Linked DNA regions of Homo sapiens: region 2 is linked to region 1. Evidence: chromatin loops called from intact Hi-C (ENCODE). Cell type or tissue: B cell. All regions are shown on one strand. Links, peaks and the distances in the headings refer to the core of each region. The heading gives the core; the rest is flanking DNA. Region 1 holds the start of CHST10 (carbohydrate sulfotransferase 10). Region 2 has its middle 52 kb from the start of LINC01104.

What was found. Peaks named below come from ENCODE experiments on the same cell type or tissue, not always from the same donor. Only the 100,000 strongest peaks of a DNase experiment are listed, where the experiment ranks them.
Region 2: a loop joins it to region 1, with 11 times the contacts of the local background. A loop is called at or near these places in 4 of 110 quality-filtered maps.

Annotation. Positions count from the first base shown.
Region 1 is chr2:100,413,380-100,424,335 of GRCh38, reverse strand. It overlaps CHST10 (carbohydrate sulfotransferase 10), which reads left to right and starts at 6,668. Exons shown (of 7, transcript NM_004854.5): 1 at 6,668-6,962; 2 at 9,225-9,295. RefSeq lists silencers at 6,563-7,012, 7,023-7,172. In B cell, for the core only: no CTCF peak of the experiment used is centred there; a DNase peak (open chromatin) is centred at 6,815; H3K4me3 peaks cover 1,651 bases; H3K27ac peaks cover 791 bases.
Region 2 is chr2:100,253,902-100,266,458 of GRCh38, reverse strand. No RefSeq gene overlaps it. Among named protein-coding and RNA genes, the nearest start is that of LINC01104, 52 kb to the right of the region's middle. RefSeq lists an enhancer at 10,953-11,452. In B cell, for the core only: CTCF peaks have their summits at 3,219, 3,420 (motif pointing left), 5,331 (motif pointing right) and 5,533 (motif pointing right); DNase peaks (open chromatin) are centred at 3,418 and 5,558.

The sequences.
Region 1 (10,956 bases), core at 2,787-10,786:
CGAACTAGTACGTCTAATTTTACTTGTGATTTATTTGACCCATTGGTTATTTAAGTACATTATTTGATTTCCACATTATTTGTAAATTTCCTAGATTTCCTGCTGTTGTCAAATTATTAACAAGTTTAATTCTGTTGTGGTTAAAGAACATACTTTGTATGATTTTAATTTTAAAAAATGTACTGGGGCTTATTTTACAGATTAGCCTATAGCATATATATGAGGATAAATGTTCTATGTGTCCTTGAGAAGAATGTATATCCTACTGTTACTGGGTGGAGTGTTCTATAGATGTTTATTAGATCTGATTTTTATAGATGAGAAAAATGAGATCCAGATGGGAGTAATGGATTAATTCAATGTCACATACCAAGCTGGCCAGGGGTCACATGAATTCCTGGGGTGAATCATGTGAAACTGCCACTTGAACATCAAAAACTGTTAAAAACCAACAAATTCTTATAGTTCAACATCATAGAACACAAGCCTCCTGACTTTCTGTCCAGTGTTTTCATCACTGAACTGGTATCCTGTATTAGGGCAGGCTGTGCTGTGTAAATCATATGTCCTGAATTATCCTTGGCTTAAAACAATAGGTATCAACTACTTGCTCATCACATTCCATGAGGATAATGCAACTTTCCTCCAGATGGTGATGTAGGGATCACAGCTGCTTTCATCTTGTGCGTCCACCTTCTAGAACACATGGCACATATCAGAGGAAGAAAACTTCAGGATCATAGGTATGTTCTTAAGGGTGAGCCCTAGGGGTGGCTTAGATCACATCTATGCACATCTCACTGGCCAGAACCCAGTCATGCAGCCCAAACAAACTCTGTGGAGTCACCTTACTTACAGCATAATTTTGTATCCTTAGCCAATTCCACTGGGAATGTAGTCTAACTTGACAGTGGGAGGTGTCTGTGATCTCACCTCAAGAATTCAGCACTTTTTAAAATTTTCTTATTTTGGTAAGTGTTAAAATATATTTTCAGGAATTCAAAATGTAGGGCTTGGCAGGGCATGGTGGCTCACTCCTGTAATCTCAGCACTTTGGGAGGCCGAGGCAGGAGGATGGTTGGAGGCCAGGAGTTCAAGGTCAGCCCAGGCAGCATAGCAAAACATCATCTCTAGTGAAAATAAAAATTAAACGTAGGTATTGAAGATGTCTCTTGGGCTTAAAATATGAAATAATTCCTCTTGTCTAATTTTTTCAAATGTGCAGCCCTATTATGTTTTGGATAATTTAGAAGTTCTTAACAAGGCAAAACAGCTCCCCATTAAGACTGTAATAAACACACCAAAGGTTTCCAAGGGCTAGAGTATGGAATCCAGCTTGTTTCATTCAGCCATCTCCTACTTAAAAACAAAAAGTCTTTGAACTGCATTGCCATCTATAAATAGGAAAGGGAAATCAACTTCTGTAGGTTTGTAATCCCTGCCTCCAACTCTACGTCTACTGAAAAGGGCCCTCTGGCTGAACATTTCTCAGTTATGGTACAACACAGAGATGCCTGGCTGCGGTCCCTACAGTTCTACAACTTTACCCTGGACAGAGTCTCATTTCAACTCTGGTAAGCTTCTCATATACCCACCAAGTGAGCCAAATGGAAATTTTCAGTGTGCTCAGAGAAAGGAACCGAGATATGTACTCTCTGCAATTTTCTATTACATTTACTGCCAAGAGTGGCCAAGAAGTCATTTCCAAACCCACTTCTTAAAGGAACCCCAAGAAAGCCTGAGTGACTGGTAGCCACTGTGTATACTGAGAGGAGAGTTCAGGACTAGGAGGGCCAGGATTCTAGGAATTGTCCCCTCCTGTGGCTGACATGGAAACTGCAGGAGCTTCTCTGTAGCACAGCTAGGAGCTGGGGAAGAGGCCGGAGGGAAAACAAAGTCAGATTCTAGCACCTAGCACTAAAGGACCCTGAGTTCATACAGGTTGAACCCAAAATGAAGAATAGGGGAGAAATTTATCAAATTGTCTTAGAATGCTGAGGGGAACTGGCAAATCCCTACCTGTGTAGGAGATGGTTCTCCACATGACCCCATCCCTGTAAGAGATATATTGGTTTTTCTAGATGCATCTGTTCTATTATTCCACTTTCAGGAAGGGCCTTGGTTTGGTTCAAAACAGAAATATTCACTTCATAGTGGGTGGGGTGGGAGTAGCGGGTTGTTAAAGAACCTGGTATATTTTCCTTTTACTATTAAGAATTTGGGTTTCTTTGAGAACAGAAGTTCTCAATCATTTTTTCCTGAGAACCCATTTACACTCTTAAAAATTATCAAGGAACCCAAAGAGCTTTTGTTAATCTGGATGATATCCATCTATACTTATAACATGAGAAATTAAAAACCTTTAGTAATCCATTTTAGAAAATGAATATTCCCATTATATGTTACTTTAAATAGCATACTTTAAGGAAAAACAGCTATGTTTTTCAAAACAAAAATATGGCATTGTTTACCCTTTTGCAAATCTCTTTAATGTCTGGCTTAATAGAAGACAGCTGGAATCATATACTTCTCTTCGCACTCAATCTGTTGCAATATATTGGTCAAAGAATATGAAGAAACTCCTTCCTCACACAGATAAGTAGAAAAAGGAAGAAATATTTAAATCTTTTCAGATAATTTGGGGGTATTTTGAGTTTCCACACCTAAACCCAACAAGTGGTAGCCGTCTAAAGGTTAGTACAATGTGGAATCCAAAACCCTATCAATAAATATTTTATATTTGGTGACATTAAAACTCATCACTTTGGCATGTTTTCCAACACCAACAACCATTTATCTGATTCTCCACACACCAGTTGGCTGTCCTACAATTCAACTTAATCCTGACACTAACTACCTGGAGTTACAGTCAGACTCCACAGGTTCAGGGCTCAGTCTCACAAGACTTCCCTCACTTCAGATGCCAGTTGCAAGAATTGGGTCCCCAGATTATCCCACTTCTTTCCAGCTTGGCTATAAATCAGGGGTTCCATGACTCCCTCCCTCCTGTTTGGTGATCTGATAGAATAGCTCACAGAATTTGGGAAGACAGTTTATGTCCTACTATGTCCAGTTTATGTCCTGTTATAAAGGATACAACTCAGGAACAGTCAGATGGCAGAGATGCATGGGGCAAGGTAAGTGGAAAGGGTGCAGAGCTTCCCTGCTCTCACTGGGCACACCACTCTCCCAGGACCTGAATGTGTTCACCAACCTGGAAACTCTCTGAACTCTGTGGTCTAGAGGTTTCCATGGAGGCTTTATCATGCAGACATGATCCATTATTAACTTAATCTCCAGCCCCTCTCATCTCTCCAGAGGACTGGGTATAGGGCAAAAAATTGGAGGCTTCCATACGAGGCCTGGTTTTTCCAGTGACCAGTCTCCATCTGAAAATATTTAGGGGCCCAGCAAGAGTTGCTTCATTAGAACAAAAGATACTCCTATCACCCAGGAAACTCCAAGGGATTTAAGTGCTTTATGTCAGTGTATTAGTCCATTCTCACACTGCTATGAAAAAATGCCCAAGACTGGGTAATTCATAAAGAAAAGAGGTTTAATTGACTCACAGTTCTACATGGCTGGGGAGGCCTCAGGAAACTTACAATCATTGTGGAAGGCACCTCTTCACAGGGCGGCAGTAGAGAGAATGAGTGCTGAGTGAAGGGGGAAGCCCTTTATAAAACTATCAGATCTTATGAGAACTCACTCACTATCAGGAGAACAGCAGCATGGGGGTAACTGCCCCCAGGATCCAATTACCTCCCACAGGGTCCCTCCCATGACACGTGGGGATGACAGAAACTACAACTGAGATTTAGGTGGGGACACAGCCAAACTGTATCAGTCAGGAACCAGGGTCAAAGGCCAAATACATATTTCTTATTACACTACAACTGGTTGATCACTATACAATATTTTTTTACAACTAGTTGTTAGTACTACTTCTGATCTCATCAGAAAAATCTTTAAATATTGGGAAGCTGTCAAACTTACAGTGATGGATACAGGTTTTGCAAAAGTCTGATTTTTCACTTGAAAGCTTGAATGTTATCACAGACAACAAACACTATCATTTGTTTTTCTTGAAGTGACAGGCCCATGTCATTCATTTTGGAGGAAATGTCTGCCAAATGCCCAAATCTGGGTAACTGCAGTTTGTCTGTCAGTTCTGCTTTCAAGTAAAACTGGCGTTCCATAAAAAAGAGCTGCAGCTTGTGCATTGCAGGCCATTGCACAATGGCACGGCCTTCAGCAACCATCATCCTTGGGATGCAGCAGGATTGTTTCTGTGCATTTCCCACCCTGTCATGAGGGACATGACTGCTTCACGGGGGACATTCTTCAGTGACACTTTGTGTTTGTTTTTACTGCAAGTGCATGGTGGTGAAGGATGCAGTTACTACTGATTTGGTGTTGTCCCACTGCTGGGATTTGTGCTTACTTTTGCACAATCAGAGCAAATGTCTACATTGTAAAGAGGACAAATAATGTCCCAGTTCAACTATGAAAACAGTTTTGTCATTGCAGATCCTCTGAAAGGATCTTGGAGACTCCTAAAGATCCACTTTTTGGAGATCACTCTTTGCGAACTGCTATTTTAGAAACAATCCTCCTGCTACAAAGACTAAATATTTGGCTCACACGTGTAATCCCAGCACTTTGGGAGGCTGAGGCGGGTGGATAACTTGAGGTCAGGAGTTTGAGACCAGCCTGGCTAACATGGTGAAACCCCGTCTCTACTAAAAATACAAAAATTAGCCGGGTGTGGTGGCACGCACCTGTAATTCCAGCTACTTGAGAGACTGAGACAGGAGAATCACTTGAACCCAGGAGGCAGAGGTTGCAGTGAGCTGGGATGGCACCACTGCACTCCAACCTGGGCGACAGAGCGAGATTCCGTCTCAAAAAAAAAAAAAAGACTAAATACTAATATTTTCCTAGACATTCATTTATAGGAAAAAAAGAGGAACTATTTTGAAAAACTCCAACAAAAAAAACCAAAAAACCTCAGTTACCTTAGTTGTCAATGTGTAAGCCTCTAGAACAAACTCCATCTTTTAAAGTTTTGAACAGTATCTTGGGAATGCAGTAATAACAGTGACAATAGTGTGTGTTTGTTGCAGTGTTTACTACTGCGGGATGACTGTGCTTTGTATTTTAAATGCATCCTCTACAATATTCTTTAGTACCACACTTTTTTTTTTTTTTTTGAAGGAGTTTCACTCTTGTTGCCCAGGCTGGAGTGCAGTGGCGAGATCTCGACTCACCGCAACCTCCGCCTCCTGGGTTCAAGCAATTCTCCTGCCTCAGTCTCCCGAGCAGCTGGGATTACAGGCACGTGCCCCCACTCCTGGCTAATTTTTTTTGTAGTTTTATTAGAGACAGGGTTTCTCCATGTTGGTCATGCTGGTCTCGAACTCCCGACCTCAGGTGATCCACCTACCTCCGCCTCTCAAAATGTTGGGATTACAGGCGTGAGCCACCACGCCCGGCCTAGTACCACATTCTGTAGATGAGAAGACTGGGACACAGAGAGATGAGAGTGTGACAAGGTCAACAGTCATATGCAGTGACTAAGGCTCTGAATCCACGTGGTCTGATTCCCAGAGCCTTGATCCTTAAATCCTGCATAATATGCTGCATCACATCCAAGCTTCACATTTACTTACTTCTTTTCTGCCGTGCACGTGTATCGATTCAAATCCTCAAAGGGAAACCCAATGTCTCATCTCAACCACAGGGCCCCAAAAAAGGGCTCAGTAAACGTCTTCTGCATGAGGGACAGAACCTTTAAACCATGATTAGTAATGGGGCTAGAAGTGAAATACTCAAACAGCCAGCTCCCTCAATATTATTAACTCATTAAGGAGGGAACCAATAAAAAAGAAAAAAAACAAAAACAAAAACGCTTGTTCCTTGAAAGCTTTGAAAAATTGTGTGTGTGTGTGTGTGTGTGTGTATACATACACGTATCTATTTTACTTGTTTGCTAAATAGACACAGATATAGTCGGGTAGTTAACAAACATGTAGGTTGTATAAAAATAAAACTAGTTTATCTTCTTTGGGGCAATAAAATCCCAATACCTTTGAGGTTGACTCAGGCCTTATCCATTTCTGCAGGTTAAGAAGTTACAATTCTTCAGGTCTGTAAACTGGTCAGGCCGTTATCATTGTCCTTCGTTAATCCACTGTACCTAGACAACAGTTACATCCCCAACCCGGACAGCCAAGGGGGTTCTTTAAAGAATAGAACGTCCCCCTTTTACTAAGTAGGCTTATTAGAAAATGCTAGAAGTTACCCTTAACGCAAGCAAGTGGCCTTTTTCCAAGTTGGGGATTTAAGAAATTTACTTATCTATTTTTTGTATTTTTCCAAGGTGGTTTTGTGTGTGTGTGTGACTTTGTTGTTGTTTTGGTTTGGTTTTTTGCCTTTTTCCAAGTTTGGGATTTTTTTTCTTTCTCAAAAAGCGAACCTGTTTTCTGGATGGAGGCCCAGCGGGACTTGTTCCGGCCGCAGGTCTCGGTCAGAAAGAACGCTTTTGCAGCGGCAGAAAGGGAGACTCGGGATCCGGGCCTGGGGTCCCGCGGCCGCGCCCCTCCCCACTCCCCGCGACCCGCTGGAACGCGCACGGCCGGGGACGGCGGCGGGGACGCGCGCGGGCAGGCGGCGCGCACGGCCGGATAGGCGCGAGGGGGCCGCGTGAGGCGGTGCCGGCGTTCTGGCCCCCAAAGCCGGTCTAGCGCGCCGGGCGTCTTCCTTACTTCCGCTGCCGCCGCCGCCACATCCCGGGACCCGACGGGCCGCGGCGCGGAGGCCTCGGGGCAAGGTGGGGCGGGCCTCCCGAGCTCCCAGGACCCCGCGCGCTTCGCCCACAGGCCCGGCGAAGCCCGACCCGCGCGGCGCCCCCAGGGCCAGGGGAGGAGCCTAAGGACCCGGACGAGCGCCGCTCCAGTAGGGTGAGCTCGGGGACGCGCAGGCGGGTGGGTTTCAGCGCCTGGGCCCCTCTCCCCGCCGCGGGGCGCACGGAAAAACCGGGGAACCCGCGGGTTTTGTCCTGGCGAGCCACATCCCGGTGTGTTTTGGCGACTTGAAGACCTCCCTAGTTCGCGGGAGTAGCGGGAAGAGCCTTCCTCGCGTTAATTATGCAATAAGAAGGCGTCCTTGTGCGGGATGCTGTGACCCGCGGAATTATTGATATTGTGCGAGCCTACAATTTACTTCTTTCATCCTTGGCTGAGAATTTGCGTTTGTAATTGTAGATGGAGAGAGGAAGAAAGGGTTCAGCTTGGGTCCAAGGAGCATGCAGAGGAAGGCAGGGAAGAAGGAGCATGTGCAGCTTCGGTGCGAGGGGAGTCAGGGGTGGGAATGCACGTTCCCTGCCTGAGGGGCCCCGGGGTGCCCTGAGCCTCTGATCTTCGCTGTCAGGAGGCCTGTCCGAAGTTGGAGGTTGAGGCATGCAGTTCTGCACTTCTGGCTGGGAAGGTGAACCAGGTTTTCCAAAATGTCATTTTTGCTTTCCAAGTCTGCAAGGCAGGAAAGGGTTGGGCAGTGAATGGAAAGTAGTGCAGCCAGGTTCTGGTTAGCTCAGCGGCAGGACTGTCATAACGGTGGGTTTTTGTTGTTGTTGTTGTTGTTGTTGTTTTGTCTGAAAACCAGAGTCTGGGGCTTTGGGCCATGAGGAGTTGGGTTATTGCATTGCTTAGAGTGCCAGAGTGAGAAATGTCTCAGACGCTGTTAAAATTAGGCAGCTCAGTTTAGCTCTGGCTCTCTGATAACCAACCACCTCCTCCTTCACTCTTTTCAGTGACTGGGTTAAAATGAAAAGACACAAAGAGAGAAGTGGTCTTTTCCCTTCCCTCCCCATTATAATTAAGAGCTTAGTCCATCTTGGCTCAGAATTGGAATTCAGAATTCAGAATTGCTCTTGACCCTGAAGAATAGAATCTCAAAGAAATACCTGAGCAGAAAATTCTCTTCTTCGCTGAAATGAAAATTGGAGTGTTTGCAAAACTGAACAAAGAAAGGAAAGAATTTGTAAACATCACAGGCAACTTGCAGTTATATTCGGATCATTTTTCAGTGTTTGAGGAGTTCATACAATAAAAAGGTGAGAGAGAGCCAGGAATAGAAACAGGGGAGAGAGGTGGTTGCAGGACCTTAGAGATTGCAGAAACCCAGGAGTTCATTTTCTTTTCATACACTTCTGGATAACCTGGATGTGAGGACCATCAAATGCCGTACATGATGTTTCTAACAATGATGGACCACATATACAACAGTGGTCCCATAAGACTATACTACCTTATTTTTACTCTACCTTTTCTAATTTTAGATACACAAATACTTACCATTGTATTACAGATGCTTACAGTATTCAGTACAGTAACAGCAGTACAAGTTAGTAGCCCGGGAGCAATAGATGATTCCATATAGCCTAGGTGTGTGGTCAGCTGTACCATATAGCCTAGGTGTGTGGTTAGCTGTACTATCTAGGTTTATGTAAGAACGCTCTGATGTTTGCAGAAGAACATCGCCTAACGATACATTTCTCAGAAGGTATCCCTATTGTTAAGTGATGAATGACTGTATATAAAGCTTAATCTTTCAATCAACATAATAGGAAATTGCTTTTAATTTTAGCATTGAGTTCTTAGAGTAAAGGGAGGCAGAGAGAGACCGTGCTGCATGTGTCCCAGTCAGCTTGGGCTTTATTGTATGTTAAATGAGTTGTATGTTTATTTTGGTAGATCTCCTAAATCCATGATCTAATTCCATGACTTTGGCTTGTTTCTGGTTTTTTATGATATGGCATTTGGCTAAAATTTTCCAGGTGCTAAAGGTGTAAGGAGTACGAAAATCCAGAGAACATTTTGCATTGGAAGAATTGATCATCTTGTATAGGAATCCTATAACTATTTCAAACATACGAAACAGGCATAATTGGATTTGATTATTTTTGCTACAAAAAATGTTTCATTTTTCACACTAAGTTACATGGAAGAGTCTTTTAAACAGCTAGTGGTTTTGGTACATTTAGAATATTCATTTACCAAGAAATCCAAATATAACCTGCCTTTGTAAGAGACCCATTCTGCCAAATATATTTGAATCATCAAAATGGTTCACTATTTCCTTCCTAAGTATAAACCAAGTTGTATTAAGTAAGTTGATCTTGTAACTTTTAATAATGCTTTTTTTTTTTTAATTTTCCTATCCAGTGACAAGAGGAACCAAGAACCTCAGTTCAGGGGAAACACAGCAAGGAAATGTGAGCCCCAGGCTGCAGAAGGTACGTGAAGGAGAATGTGAGCTCATCAGTTATTTGAGCATGCCATTCAGTATTGTTCCTGCCTTTTTTCTTGCCTGTGCAGATTGTAAACTCTTGATTAGGAGTATGTAAATGTGTGCTTAGAAACGTTTCCTTAAATATAATAATAGGAGCATGCTCTGAGGCTGGGATTATGTGAGTTAGTACCTGCTGAGACCTGTGCTTGGTACAGAGTGAACCCCATACAGGTGTTTACTGTATATTATTATTATTGTTCATGAAAACCTGTCTTAACTACAGGTGTATTTCTCACTGGACAGTTAAGAGTGTTTTCATTCTCCTAACTAAGGGTGGTTAATCGTTCCAAGGCGGTAAATTGTAAGGATGACAACAGAGAAGACAAAGGAAATTTCTGTACGCAGATTGAGAGAAACCTTTACTATGAATTTGAAAGTCTCAGTGACATGCAATAGAACTTTATAGTATAAATTCATATGCCACACTTTGCATTATGGAGTTGTAATTTAATGATTCTATTGATAGGGTAATGCATTGTAGTTCAGAATGTGCTCAGGGTTGATGGTGAAATGTCCCCGTTTCTGCAGCCCTGGTCTGTCTAGTTCTCATCTCACCTGTCATCCTCCTGGGGTTACCAGTTCCTTGTACATTACCAGGTTTTTGTGTGTGTGTGTGTGTGTGAAGTTTCCTTTAGAGTCTGGCTGTGTTTTAAAAGTTGAGCCCTGGACATGTGATCCCTGGTATGTGTATGAGGTGAGGTTGTCAGTAAAGGGCCATTGACAGGCCTCCTCATCTGACCCACCCCTGTCCCTGCTTGCCCACTCTGCATGAGGAACACTGGCCTTCTTGCCACTTTTGGAATTCTGGGACCCAGACCACAGTCTTTGCCCAGGGGTCTGCATGGCTTGCTCCCACAATCTGTCCTGCCTTTTCTCAACATCCTGCCCATGCCCTTGTTTATTAGCCACTGCACCTGTCACCTGGCTTGATCATATACATTGATCACTTGATTTGTTTATGGCCCGTCTATGTCTGTTAGTAGGAAGCACTGTGAGAGCAGGGAATGTGTGTTGCTATATCCCCAGGGCCTAGAACAGCCCCGGCTCAGAGGAGGGCTTTGGTAAATATTGCTGAATGAAAAAATGTCTGGAAAAAGCCTGGTTAAGCAGAGTTAAGTGGGCTTATTTACCATGGGACTTTTCAGAAACTTTAGTAAGTGAATGCGCATATTAAAAGTGGGGCCTGGCAGGTGGGAGGCAAACTCATCAGCAGAGTAAGAAAGGCGCTGTGCTTCTGGATGACAACTCAGACATGGGGAAAAGCTGCTGGCGGGAATGGTATTGGCAGCTGAGCAAAATGAATTTACAAGTTTCCTTTTCAAAATGCAGGGGAGGAAGGATTTGCATCAAGAGATGGTAATAGTAACATTTCCATTGTTAGTTATTACAAACATGTACAATGTGTGCTATTTATCTTTTATTTAAGGTGGGGAAGGGGGAAGATTAGGGCTTCTTGTAGATTCTTCCTTCCCTGACCCTGCTTTCCCCATAAGGCCTTAAGTTCTTCAGCTGCCAGTTCATCCTTGTGGGTTGAACTGAGGAACCAAACCCTCTGGCTTGGTTTCAGATCCTGACATCTTGACTTGTGAAAATCCCATTTAATGA
Region 2 (12,557 bases), core at 1-8,000, 160 kb after region 1:
GGCTGCAAGATCTGGGGCAGGGAGGTCCGGTAGAGGCATGCGGGTAGGCACATGGGAGTGGCAGGCGGAGAGCGTGATGACAGTCTTATTACATGATAGTGCTCACTGGAGAGCATCCACCACAGAAGACGCTCCTAGCAGCCAAGTAGGCGAAATGACTCAGTCAGGTAACATGGGCCAGCCTGTGTCATTGGCCCCCCAGTGCTGGCACAATGGTGGCAGGGATGGAGGCTATGAGTGAGCCCAATGGCACAGCCTTCTACTTACCAAAGATAATGTAGCTACTGCTTCCACCAAGTGTCCAGTCTGCCAGTAATGGAGACAAATACTGAACTTGATAGAAAGCCGAAGGGCCACTGACTCATTCTGAAATCTAAATAGACTGCTACTCTGAGTACAGATTTCTCTCCCAACCAGAAGGCCTCCATCAGAAGCACTAAGACAGGGCTCATGGAGTGTTGGCTTTGTCGGCAGTGGACAGCACCTCCATTGTGAAGGACGCAGCATGGGCTGTGATGGTGGATGCCTGTCACCTACTGAACTAGACAGGAGCTTCTGATCTTATAGGAAATTGGCATGGCTGTTAAAGGCCTAGTGCCAGCTCACAGGCACTACCTGACAAGAATGGGATGCTGTCCTCCAGGATGCAGGAGGCACTTGGGATCAAGCACTTTTACATGACACTTTGTCCCCAGTAGAAAGCCCTCAGGTCTGGAAACCAAGATGTGCTGACTCCAGCTCCCAGAAGCCAACTTGGAGCATCTGTGCTTCCCATGCCCTGAATTCTGAGCTCTGCAGGTTGAAATGTCTGGGTTTCCAAAGGGAAATTTTTCCCTGGGGACACAGCGACCCAACCCCTCACTCAAACTCAAAGTAAGGGAGTGAACTGCTAAGGTCACAGACTAACCTGGGCCTATGCTAGGCCCCAGGCCTCCTGGATCCCTGCCTCTGGCCGGACCACGGTCTCAGGCAGGACCACTGCTTCTGATTCACACAACTGCCGCCAATGCCCTTTCACAGAGCGCATGGCCTCCGAAGGGTGGAGTCAGGCCAGGCAGTGTGGGAGCGTCCAGAAGATTCAGCACAGCATGCGTGAAGCGAGCACCTGCACCCAGCTGACACTCCCTGTGGGGAGGGAGGGCTTAGGGCTGGGGAGAAGGAGAAGGGTGGGTGTGTGTGTTGGGAGATGAGAGTCAGACATTTCTCCATGCCCCAGGGCCCTTTTTCTTCCTCCTCCCAGTCCTGAGGTGGGGGCTCTGACTCCTAGCACTATGCATACAGTACCCTTATTTCTAGGGGAGGAGGTGGAGATCCCTGCAGTCTGGCTAGGGAGGAGAGTGTGCTGTGTCTCACACCCTTCCATACCCAGGGAGAGTGAGGGGCGTGGTATTCCACACACCCCTGAGACCTAAGATCCCTAACATGGGCCTGGTGGCACACACTGTGGCCTGAAAGAGCAGTCGCTACTGCTCAGCAGATAACCAAGGTGCCAGCTGAGCGGAACCAGCCTCACAGGCCTGCAGAGGCTCAGATCTGCATGTTGGCCCAGACCCCAAAAATGGAACGGTAGGGTGCCCTCAAACCCATGCTCAAGGGTGCACAGGTGCCACCTGCCCCCAGATGCCGCCCCACCTGGGAGATTGTCCCTCCACTGTCACTGTGTCATGATGAAATCTTCAGAAGCCTGGGGATGTGGGGACTGGCCAGAGGCATCTGTGCCCCCAACACTCAACACAGTTCCTGCACAAAGATGCTTGTGGAAGGAAGGAGGGAGGGAAGAAGGAAGGGAAAGATGGAGGCAGGAGGGAGGGGAGGAAGGAAGGGCGGATTCTACTAGAGACCTTCTCTCATTCAGTGGTTCGATGCCACAGCCCACCATAAGGCTGTGCACGCCCAGTGTCTCGCTGGATGCTCATAGCTCAAGGGGCACTTGGGGGTGCTCCAGCCTGGGCACCAGAAGCTCTGCTGGGGCTGCATCTGATTCACATAACTGCAGCCACTGCCCTTAACTTTCCTCCATCGCCTTTGCTGAAGTCAGGATTCCAGCTGAGCCCCGTTCCTCCCTTGCCTCCCTCCCTGCCAAGATTTCTCATGCGGGCCTCTGAGGAGGTGGAGGCCTGCACCCCGCTATCAGGGAGCTCGCAAAAGTGAGTTTCCATCTGCCGAAGACCACCATGCACCCCTCGGTCCGAAAAATGCCACTGACTGACATGACTTTAGAATCTGGGAGTGCTGCACACTTGGTGGGGGAGGGGGAGGGAAGCCCCTTCTAGAAGGTCTGGGCTCTCCCTGGAGACTCTGATGAGGGTCTGAGGAAGTGGGATCCATCCTGTGCTGGCTGCTGTTTCCAAGACAGTCTCAGGAACAGCAGGATTGACTACTGTTTGGGTGCCAGCAAGAGCAAGGAGGGCTCAGCATTTGGGGATTCGTAGCAAAAGAGGGGTGCAGCAAAGCGGCTCTAGGGCACGATTGGTGAGGAAGCAGTGCTCACTCAAGGGAGATCATCCTGGCATTTTCCAGCTATAGGTTGACCCCGGGAGAAATGGCATTTTCGGCGGATGCTGCAGCTGGCTTTATCAGAGTGTGTCCTCCCAGCGGGATTAACAGCTAGGCTGCTTTCTTCTCTTTTCAGTCCAGGCTGATTTTGACTGTCACAGAGAAAAGTGTTCAAGAAGATGTTGAAGAAATATTCACCCTGACTGCAAATCCCCACACTGAGAAGTATTCCTTCTATTTACTTTGTACCTCCTATAATAACAAGGACAGCCTTCTTCACATGGTTGTCATGCAAATGCCTATAGAATAAATGAATGCATGCAAGAACGAATGAGTTATATGTTTTAAATAACGTTTTGGTTTTTTTAAAAATGTGCTAAATGTTTTAGGTATGTTAACTCCTTATGCCAACCTTATGAACATGTCATAGGACAATCTATTGTTATCCTCATTTTACAGATAAGGAAACGGAGGCTTTGAGGCATTAAGGCGCTTGCACAAGGTTGCAGCAAGTGTGGAATCGGGACCAGAAGACAGACAAGACAGGTTGGTCTGACTCCAGAACCTGCAGGCTGCGATGATACAGCTCAAGAGTGACACTGCTCCCTCAGAAGCCTGTGCCACCTCTTGTATTTCGGTTGTTTATTATTTTACTTTTTTATTATACTCCAGGTTCCTCAAAGGCAAAGGACCCTGTCCTAATTCATCCCCCCATTATCTTGCACAGAGCTCTGCTTGTAGTCTTTCATGGATACTTGATGATTCAATGAATAAAGAAGAAAGAGAGGGACAGAAGAGAAGGAGAGGATGGAAGGAAGGAAAGGAGGGAGGGGAAGGAAGGAGGGGGCTGTCATTTTGGTCAAATTTCCTTCATAAGGACAAGAGATGGGTAAGGCGAGCCCTTGTCTTTTGCGCCACCTGCTGGACATCCTCCAGTACTGCAGGGGACTGGAGAGCCCGGGTATGAGCTGCGAGCAGGATTTCCCTGCTTTCCAAAGATTTGGGATACATCAGCGACGTTGACAAGGCTTCGCTGAGAACCCAGGACGAATGGCTTCAAGACGACAAACCATAGGCCATATCATTGTGAAGCAGGACCACCCTAGATGTCTCTCCACTGTCACATGCCCTAGGCAGAGTTGGACGTCCCTCTGTCAAAGAGGCCAGTTGGAAGATCCTGTTGTCAACCAGCTCCATTTCCCCGCTGACCTACATAGCTACCCTTCTTCATCTCCGCTTGATCTTCAGGTGGCGCTGTGTCACACACTCTAGCTTTAAGTTTCTCTGTGCTCAGGCCTCTTTCTTGAGTGGCTATTACTTTAAAATATTTTATATTTAAAGATATTGGAGACCTTCACTTAAAGGAGCCCTGGAATGAGTCCTTTTATGAAGCCAAGGACCTTTTCACAAAGCCAAAGGATTTACCTTTATTGTACATTTAAAAGATTTTTTACAAAATCCTGGACACAGCTGTATAAATAGTAAAAGAGGATGAACTGATTATCTTTTACTGATCATGGTGAAACCAAAATCACCTAGTTTCACAGATATGTGGAAGGTTTCTCCTGGAGTCTGTAAGAGTGACAGCAGGTCAGAGAATGGATTAAGAGTCTGGGGAAATGAACTCTTGGGCAAACTTGCTTACTAGATACAAACCGAGTATAGTGCTCTGTCCTTCCCAACAATGGTGACAGCGGCCGCAGCTCCTTCCTCAAAAAGCCTGTTTTCATGCTGCTTCCTCCATTTACAGGGAAGTATCAGTGGTTACCACGCCAAGGGAGAGTGGCTTTGTAACATAGCTTTGGAAGCCTGAGTCCTGTGTCTCTGCCCCTTTGTTAGGTGCTGTAAGGTGAAGACTGTAGGATTTGAGTCATATCTAGTTTCAGATTTTGTCCCCAGCCCTCACTAGGTGTGGTTCAGTTAACCTAAGCTCACTAAACTTCACTTTCCTCACCTGTGAAATGGGATAACAAACTCATCTGCCAGGGTTATTCTGAGGATAGATAAATTCATGTAAACATAGTAAGCTCCAAAGAAATGGTAGCTGTTATTATCCCGAGTGGAGATGGGTGAGGCCTCTAGTAATCTATATCTTCATTCTCTCCTTCCTTCTAGGAATACGCTCAGCTTACAAACTACAGTTCCAATGGCCAATACGATAAAAGGAAGTTATTGGGTGAAACCTCAGGAAATGCTATTGAAGGGGAAGCTTATGCTTCTGACAGTCAGCCTCTGAGCTTTCCCTCTTCTTTCTTTTCCCTGCCTGGGACTCAGGAGTGAGAGGGGAGCTGAAGCAGATGTCGTGACCATGATGTAGGCTTGTGGAGAAATGCCATGTTTTAGGACTGGTGAAGCAGAAGACAGAGTTGGGGTCTCTCATGACATCGTGGGGCCTCCCTAGCAGCCCTGGACCACCTGCTTCTGAGAAATTTCAGATTACATAAGAGAAAGACACCCCTACCTAGCTGAAGCCCCTGTGACTCGGCATATGTTGGTAGCAGCCACATGCAGTTCCTCACCGGCTCACACATATTAGTGGGCGGCTTTAAGGAGAGACCTTGTCACACTCTGGCCCTCGCTGTCTTTATAAAATGTGGCCATGACTTTGATAACCCCATGGGCCCTCCCAGCTCTCACATGACAGCCCCCCATTTCCCCCTCCTGAGTCTGGGGGTGACTCAGTGCAGAGTTTCCTTGGTCTCATCTGTCTCTCTCTCTCCTTTCTCTGCGATGCAGCAGCCTGGTTGGGGCCTAGAAGGCTTCAGGCCAGCCATCCAGATCACCTGTTGCTGCCCCTCCAATGTGGCCCGAAGGGGTCGCTCTCAGCGCACCTTCAGAGCTGGAGGGTCCTTGTGGCCAGCAGGCTAGGTGGACATTGTCCCTGCAAGCTCAGCCCCGCCCTTCCCATTCCAAGCCGCCTCTGTTGCCTCTCCTCCTCAGTGGAATGAAAGCAAAACTTCAGCAAAAGACAGCAATTGGAGAATTGCTTAAATGAAGAAGAAATAGCAGTCACAGCCCAATGTCCATCAAGTGGCTACATTTGGAATTGGCCACATGGGGTCACTGCACCCTCAGGAATGGAGGGACTTCGGCAGGGTGCCTCTGTCTCTGAAGCATGGACTGGAGAAAGCTGCTGCCTGTGGAAGGGATGGGAGATGCTCCTTTTCTGCAAAGTTGAGCTGCCTGGGACATGCTAAGTCCCTCCCCACGGCCAGGCGGGAAGGCGCTTAGTGTAAGGCCTTGAACCAGAGAACAGTCTTCCAAAATATTACTCTTACCGTGATTTTCATTGTTATTACAGGATTTTGGAATTCCTACGTACTCTTTTTGTTGTTGTTCACAGCTGATGAAATCTGTAGATCCTCTCTGTAAAAAGGTGTGAATATCAAATGCAATAAATCCAGGTCCTGGATGGTGAGTGAGTTTCTGGCTCTGTCTGCTGGGTCTGCTGGGTGCATGATGCCAGGTAGCGTGGTAGAGTCAAAGGACTGTGCTGCAGGCCCCAGGCCTGGGTTTAAATCTTTGCTGGCTAGGTGACCTTGGACAAGGTGCTTCACTTCTTGGAGACTTGAAAGCCTTATTTATAGAATGAGAATTCTAATATCTACCTTGGTTTGGAGTTAATGTATATGGAGCGCCTATCAGTGCAAGGCACATAGTGAGCAATTAGTACATGACCATGCTCTTCTCGGGTTAGGGAGCCCAGGAAGAAGAGAGGCTGGGGAGAAGGATCTGAGCTCAGCTATATGTTCAGATGTAAGTTCTCAGTAGCCTGGGAAAGGCAGGTGCAGGTGGAGCTGGCTGTGAGCTCAGGAGACCTGAGGCTGCCACCTAGGGTGAGATACAGCTGCAGGTATGGGCATCAGCAGGTAACTGAAGCCACTATAAGTGATATATGCCAGTGCCTCTCAAGCCTTCACACACTCAGAAGCATCTGGGTTCACTGAAACACAGATTGCTGGGACACCCAATCCTGAATACTATGTGGTTGGAACCAGTTCTTTTAAGATGCACAACACAAGGCCTGGACTCACTGCTGTCTGATGCCTGGTCTAAAGCCAAGGGGGAACTTCAGAATTTCCATTTGGTTTGGAATTGTGCCTTAGGAAGTGTCTGGCACTGCCAAGCCCTGTACCATCACCTTGTTTGTTGCTTTATTATTGTTTGGTTTGTTTTTGTTTGTTTGTTTGAGACGGAGTCTTGCTCTGTCGCCCAGGCTGGAGTGCAGTGGCACGATCTCAGCTCACTGCAACCTCCACCTCCCGGGTTCAAGCGATTCTCCTGCCTCAGCCTCCCAAGTAGCTGGGACTACAGGCACACACCACCACTCCCAGCTACTTTTTCTATTTTTAGTAGAGATGGGGTTTCACCATGTTGCATGGGCTTGTCCCGAACTCCTGACCCCAAGTGATCCGCCCGCCTTGGCCTCCCAAAGTGCTGGGATTACAGGTGTGAGCCGCCACTCCCGGCCTCATTGCTTTATTTTTGCCTCCAAAATATTTCATTTGACCAATCCCTGGCTTTGAAACACTTGAAGATTATGGGTTTAAACAGTGGTTCTCAAAGCTCATTCTTGAGAGCAGCCATGTTTGCATCGCTTGGGAACTTGCCAGACATGCAGTCTTCGGCCCCATCCCAGATCTGCCAAATGAGAAGCTCTCGGGTGGGGACCAGCCAGCTGGGTTCTAACAAACCTGCAGCAGCCACGCATGTGCTCGAGAGTCAGAAAAGCACTGCACTAGAGAAAGGGTGGCTTGTGGCCATGCCTCAGCCATTCTCCTGTTGGTGAAGTCTGCCCCCAGCACCAGCTTCCTTAAGGTGACCCTTCCTTCTTCGGCATTCCCAACCCCTACCTTTCCTGCTGCCCCCCATCAGACTCCAGGTGCTACTTGCTCATTCCTCCATCCCCTGCTCTGGCATCTAGCAGTGGGTAGCGATGAGTTCATCAGGTGTGCCAATTTTTACTGGTGGTGTAAGGGGAGTAATAAGGTCCCATCCCAGATTCACCTGCAAAAAAAAAAAAAAAATTGCATGCATTCTTAAGAACCTTAAAAAAGAGAAAGTACCACAAGGATGTATGCAGATGTGGGGATAGTCCGTGGCCTTTGGACACCCCTCAGATGGCTAATGCACAGACCGCCATTGGTGGGGCCATCATAATAGCAGTCCTAATAATGATGATGACGAGGACAGCCACAGCATCTGACATCTGCGGGCTCCTCACTGCAAGCCCATGGGCTCCACAACTATTATCCCATTTTACAGAGGAGGGAAGGCAGACTCAAGGAGCTTAGGTGACCCTGCTGCCATTCACACATCTGAGGACTGGGGGAGCAGGCTTTCCACCCCAGCCAGTTACCCCTGCCCTACACCAATGCCGTCCCCAGCTCTCTGCCCCCCAGACCCCATGGGGTGTCTCTGAAGAGACAATGCTAGCAGGAAGACAGCTTAATTGGAAGACATTTTCTTTAGGCCAACGAAGTCTATGCATCTTACATTATCTGGGCACATCTGTGGAATGAGCATCCTCCAGGAGGATGCCTCCAGGATCGTGAGCATGGAGCCAGGAGTGGGAGGGGCAGGAGCACTGTGCCCACAGGTGAACGATGGACCGTGAATGTCAAGTTCAAACTTCAGATGAGAAGGCGCTCCTCTCCTGGGGTGACAAAGGAGGGGAAATTCCTTCCTTCTGATCCATGAGAAGAGAGAAAAGGGCCCCACCCCCAGCACCCTGTATACAGTAGGTGCTCAGGAAATACAAATTGAACCCATGACTGGTCATCCGCCCAGGGCCGCCGAGTCTGGATTACTGATTTGGTTTTTCCGGGAGTCGTGTTTTCTAAGGACTCTGTTTTCTCTTGCCATGAAAATGTGCCTATTTTTAGCTTTGATTCGTGCAGGCTGCAGCATGAATCACCTAAAATGCCCCGCTAGAAAGAGCTGGGATTAGAGAGCAGGTAGTTGAATTGGACTCAGCGTCCCTGCATGAATGCAGGACCCTGAAGACCCTGGCATCTGGAAGGTGGAGGGCAGGAGGAACGCCCATGCCTTGTAGAGGGAGGGCTCTGGGCGTCCTGGGTATCTGACCCGCCTGTGTGTATTTAGTCCAGAAAAAGCAGGTTTTCACACAGTTCTTCAGTCTGATGAAATTCACCTTCAAAAGGCCCTAAATCCAAAAGCTAAAATGCAATAAAAGAAAATAAGATGCAAAGCCACGGCAGTGATTTTTTAGTTTAATTGGGAGCCTTCCTGGCTCACTCCTCATTCTCCTTGCCCCAAATTTCTCCAGCTTCTCTGGCCAGGGTCCCAACCACACTATAAAACTACCAATGACACCACCCAGGGTGCCAGGGACAGCTCAGGGCCCTTTGCATGTGCTGCCTCCAAGGTGGGCACTGGCCTGGCCCCACTGCCTAGATGGAGACACAGGCACAAAGAGACAAGTTGGCTTGCCCAGGGTTGTATAGGGGGCAGTGGCACAACTAAGGATCTGAGCCAGAAAATCAATGCCACTTATTGGTCTCTCTCATTGGCACGGGCCCTTCCTTTCCTCATCACTCCCTGGCACCCACCTGGGAGGAGCTGTGATGGCCAATCTTATGTGTCAACTTGACTGGGCCACAGGGTGCCCAGATGTTTAGGCAGACATGATTCCAGGTGTTTCTGTGAGGTTGTTTTTGCGTGAGATTTACATTTAAACCAATAGAGAGAGTAAAGCAGATGGCCCTCCCTAATGTGAGGTGAGGGGGTTGCAATCAACTGAGAGCCCAGATAGAATAAAAAGGCTGAGGAAGAGGGTGCCTCTCCTACCTGACTGCTGTCATTTGAATGGGAACATCAGCTTTTCCTGGTTCTCCAATAACTTTCCATCTGTGGACTCTAACTGGGACATCAGGCCTGTGGATTTGCCAGCCTCCACAATTGCGACAGCCAATTCCCTAGAATAACTATATTTCTGTGAATACAGATACACACTTTCTATTGGTTCTGTTTTTCCAGGGAACCCTCATCTAGGAGCTTTTCAATTCTATGCTTTTTGCAGCCCCAGGACACTTAGTGAAGCACCAAAGCTGTCGTGGGGACAACAAAGGTCTTTTGAACCCAGGGGACCCCCTTCCCAGTGGACCCTCATCCCTGAGAAGAGCGTTTCCTCCTCCCTGCCCTCCAGGAAGGGCTGTGGGAGGAAGCGCAGGCCCAGGAGGTGGGCAGGGTGGTGGGTGAGCGGGGTCAGGACTGGAGGTCAGGAGCGATTGGGGGCCAGTGAGGGACCGGTGGGAGCAGAGGGGATGTCAGCCTGTGGCCCCCAAGCAGAGGTCGGAATGCAGCCTCCCCGTCAGATGCGGCCCCTGACACTGGGGGCACCAGCAGAGATCAGGTGGGGGCCGGGGTGGCAGCCAACCCTAGTGTCCCAAGGGGCGCCCCAGGGCATAGCAGACTCGCTGCAACATCTGTTTCTTATCACTTAGTCAGAAAACAACATATTAACTCAGAAAACAACAATGAAGCACCTCCCTTGCCCAGGCTCTGTGATGGGCCCCGGGTACAGGAAAGTGAGCAAAGCCCAGGCCTGCCCTCAAGGGAAGACAGACACAGCATCGCCCCCAATATTAATATTAGCACCTTCCATGGAGCTCAGCGTGCCATGCACTGTTCCTGGTATTATTCTAGCCCCATGTACGGTCACCCCCTTATCCATGGGAGAAAAGTTCCAAGACCCCCACTGGATGCCTGAAACTGAGGTAGTACCAAATCCTACAATACTGCTTTTTCCTAAATGTACATACCTAGGATAAAGTTCAATTTATAAATTAGGCAGAGAAAGAGATTAACAACTAATAACAAAATAGAACAATTCTAACGATATACTGTAATACAGTTATGTGAATGTGGCCTCTTTCTTTCTCAGAATATCTGATTGTACTGCACTCACCCTTCCTGCGATGAGCGAGATGGTGAAATGCAGGCATGATGAGACAAATGGAGGGAGTGGACAGAACAAGAGTCTAATATGCTGCTCAGAATGGCAGCAATGAAAAACTTAGGAATTGCTTATTTCTGAAAATTTCCATTTCATATTTTCGAACCATCATTGATGACTGCTAACTGACACTGTGGAAAATGAAGCCATGGACAAGAGAGGCTACTGTATGATATTAATTCATTTCATCTTCCCAGCAGCCCCGTGGAGGAGGTACTATTACCCCATTTTATATATGAGGAAACTGAGGTTTTACCCCATTTTATATATGAGGACAGAGAGGTTAAGTGATTGGCCTAAGTTCACACAGCTCTCAAGGGCCAGATCTGGGGTGTGTACCCAAGTAGTCTGGCTCTACTTAATGATAAAAAATTATAACGCAATACTAAAGTGCAACCCTAAGGTGTGCAGCAGGCGCAGTGGATGAACAGATGGGGCGTTCCATGTGGATGGGCAATTATGGACCGAATGTTTGTGCCCCCCAGAGTCTCATGTTGAAGTCTTAACCCTGCAGTGTAATGGCTTTGTACTGGGAGGTGGGTCTTTGGGAGGTAATTGAGGCATGAGGGTGGAGCCCCCATAAATGACATTGGAGTCGTTATAAAAGTGACCTCCGAGAGCTCTCTTGCCCTCTTTCCACCATGTGAGGACACATGAGAAGCTGACAGAGGGCCGTCGCCAGAGCCTGACCATGTGGCCCCTGACCTGAGACTTCCAGCCTCCAGAACTGTGAGCATCAGTGTTTATCTTGAAGCCTCTCAGTCTATGGTAATTTGTTATTGCAGCCCCAACTGACCGAGACGCTAAGGGCTTCACCGAAGGGGAGAGGCCAGGCCGGGTCCTGAGGCAAGGGTAGGAGCTTGCCAGCAGGTGGTGGTGAGGCCACAGAGTCCTGATTCAAGGCAGAGGCAAGAACTTCACGTTGGAGAGCGAGCCCAAGGCCGGGAGGCTGAGGGGAAATTGGGAGAAGTCAGGAAGGCTGGGTTGTAGGAAGCTAGCCATGGCCACTTGGATCCAGAGGGCCCCTCTACAGACGGGAGAAAGGCCAAGAGTCACACCAAGGTACCACACAGTCACCTGACATGACACATCTGGCCGGGCAGGGGCTGCGAGAGCCGCCCATTTGGGCAGGGAGCCGTCATTCAGGACTGACATTGTTCACAACGGAGCTTGTGGTGGTGATGAAAAGAGGGCTAAACTTGAGTTAGTTTTCTTCTCATTTTAAATTCTCTATAGACAATGCACCTCCTGCTTCCCTTGTTCAGGCCAGCCACTCCCACCACCATTGGTTAAAAGATAATAAGGCCGGGCGCAGTGGCTCACGCCTGTAATCCCAGCACTTTGGGAGGCCGAGATGGGCAGATCACGAGGTCTGGAGATCAAGACCATCCTGGCTAACATGCTGAAACACCATCTCTACTAAAAAAATACAGGTGTGGTGGCGGGCACCTGTGGTCCCAGCTACTTGGGAGGCTGAGGCAGGAGAATGGCATGAACCTGGGAGGCAGAGCTTGCAGTGAGCCAAGATCCTGCCACTGCACTCCAGCCTGGGTGACAGAGCAAGACTCCATCTCAAAAAAAGACAAAGAAGAAGAACCTTTGGAACAGCTGGGTCATCCGGGCAGAGTGTTTGGTTTGGTTGCTGTTTTTTTGGGTGTTTGTTTTTTGTTCATTTAAGCCTGGATTCCTTAGTATATATAGGGTAACATTCCCTTAAGACAACTTAAATACAATGTCAGCCACACATGCAAGCCACATGGGTAATCGAGTAGCCATATTTTTTAAAAGTGAAGAGAAACAGATGAAACCAATTTTAATATTACTTTATTTCACTTAATATATTAAATATCTAAAAATTAGCATTTCAACATGTAATCCATAGAAAAACTATTCATGAGTTATTTTCCTTTGTTTTGTCTTTGAAATCTGGTGTGGGTTTTCAACTCGGCACCCACCTCCGCTCGACTCTCCACTCTTCCAGCGCCCAACAGCTGTGTGCAGCAAGCAGCCTGGGACAGGGCAGCACAGCCCAGCGCCTCTAAAATGAGCCCAGATCAAGCTGTGGCCACTCAGACCATATCAG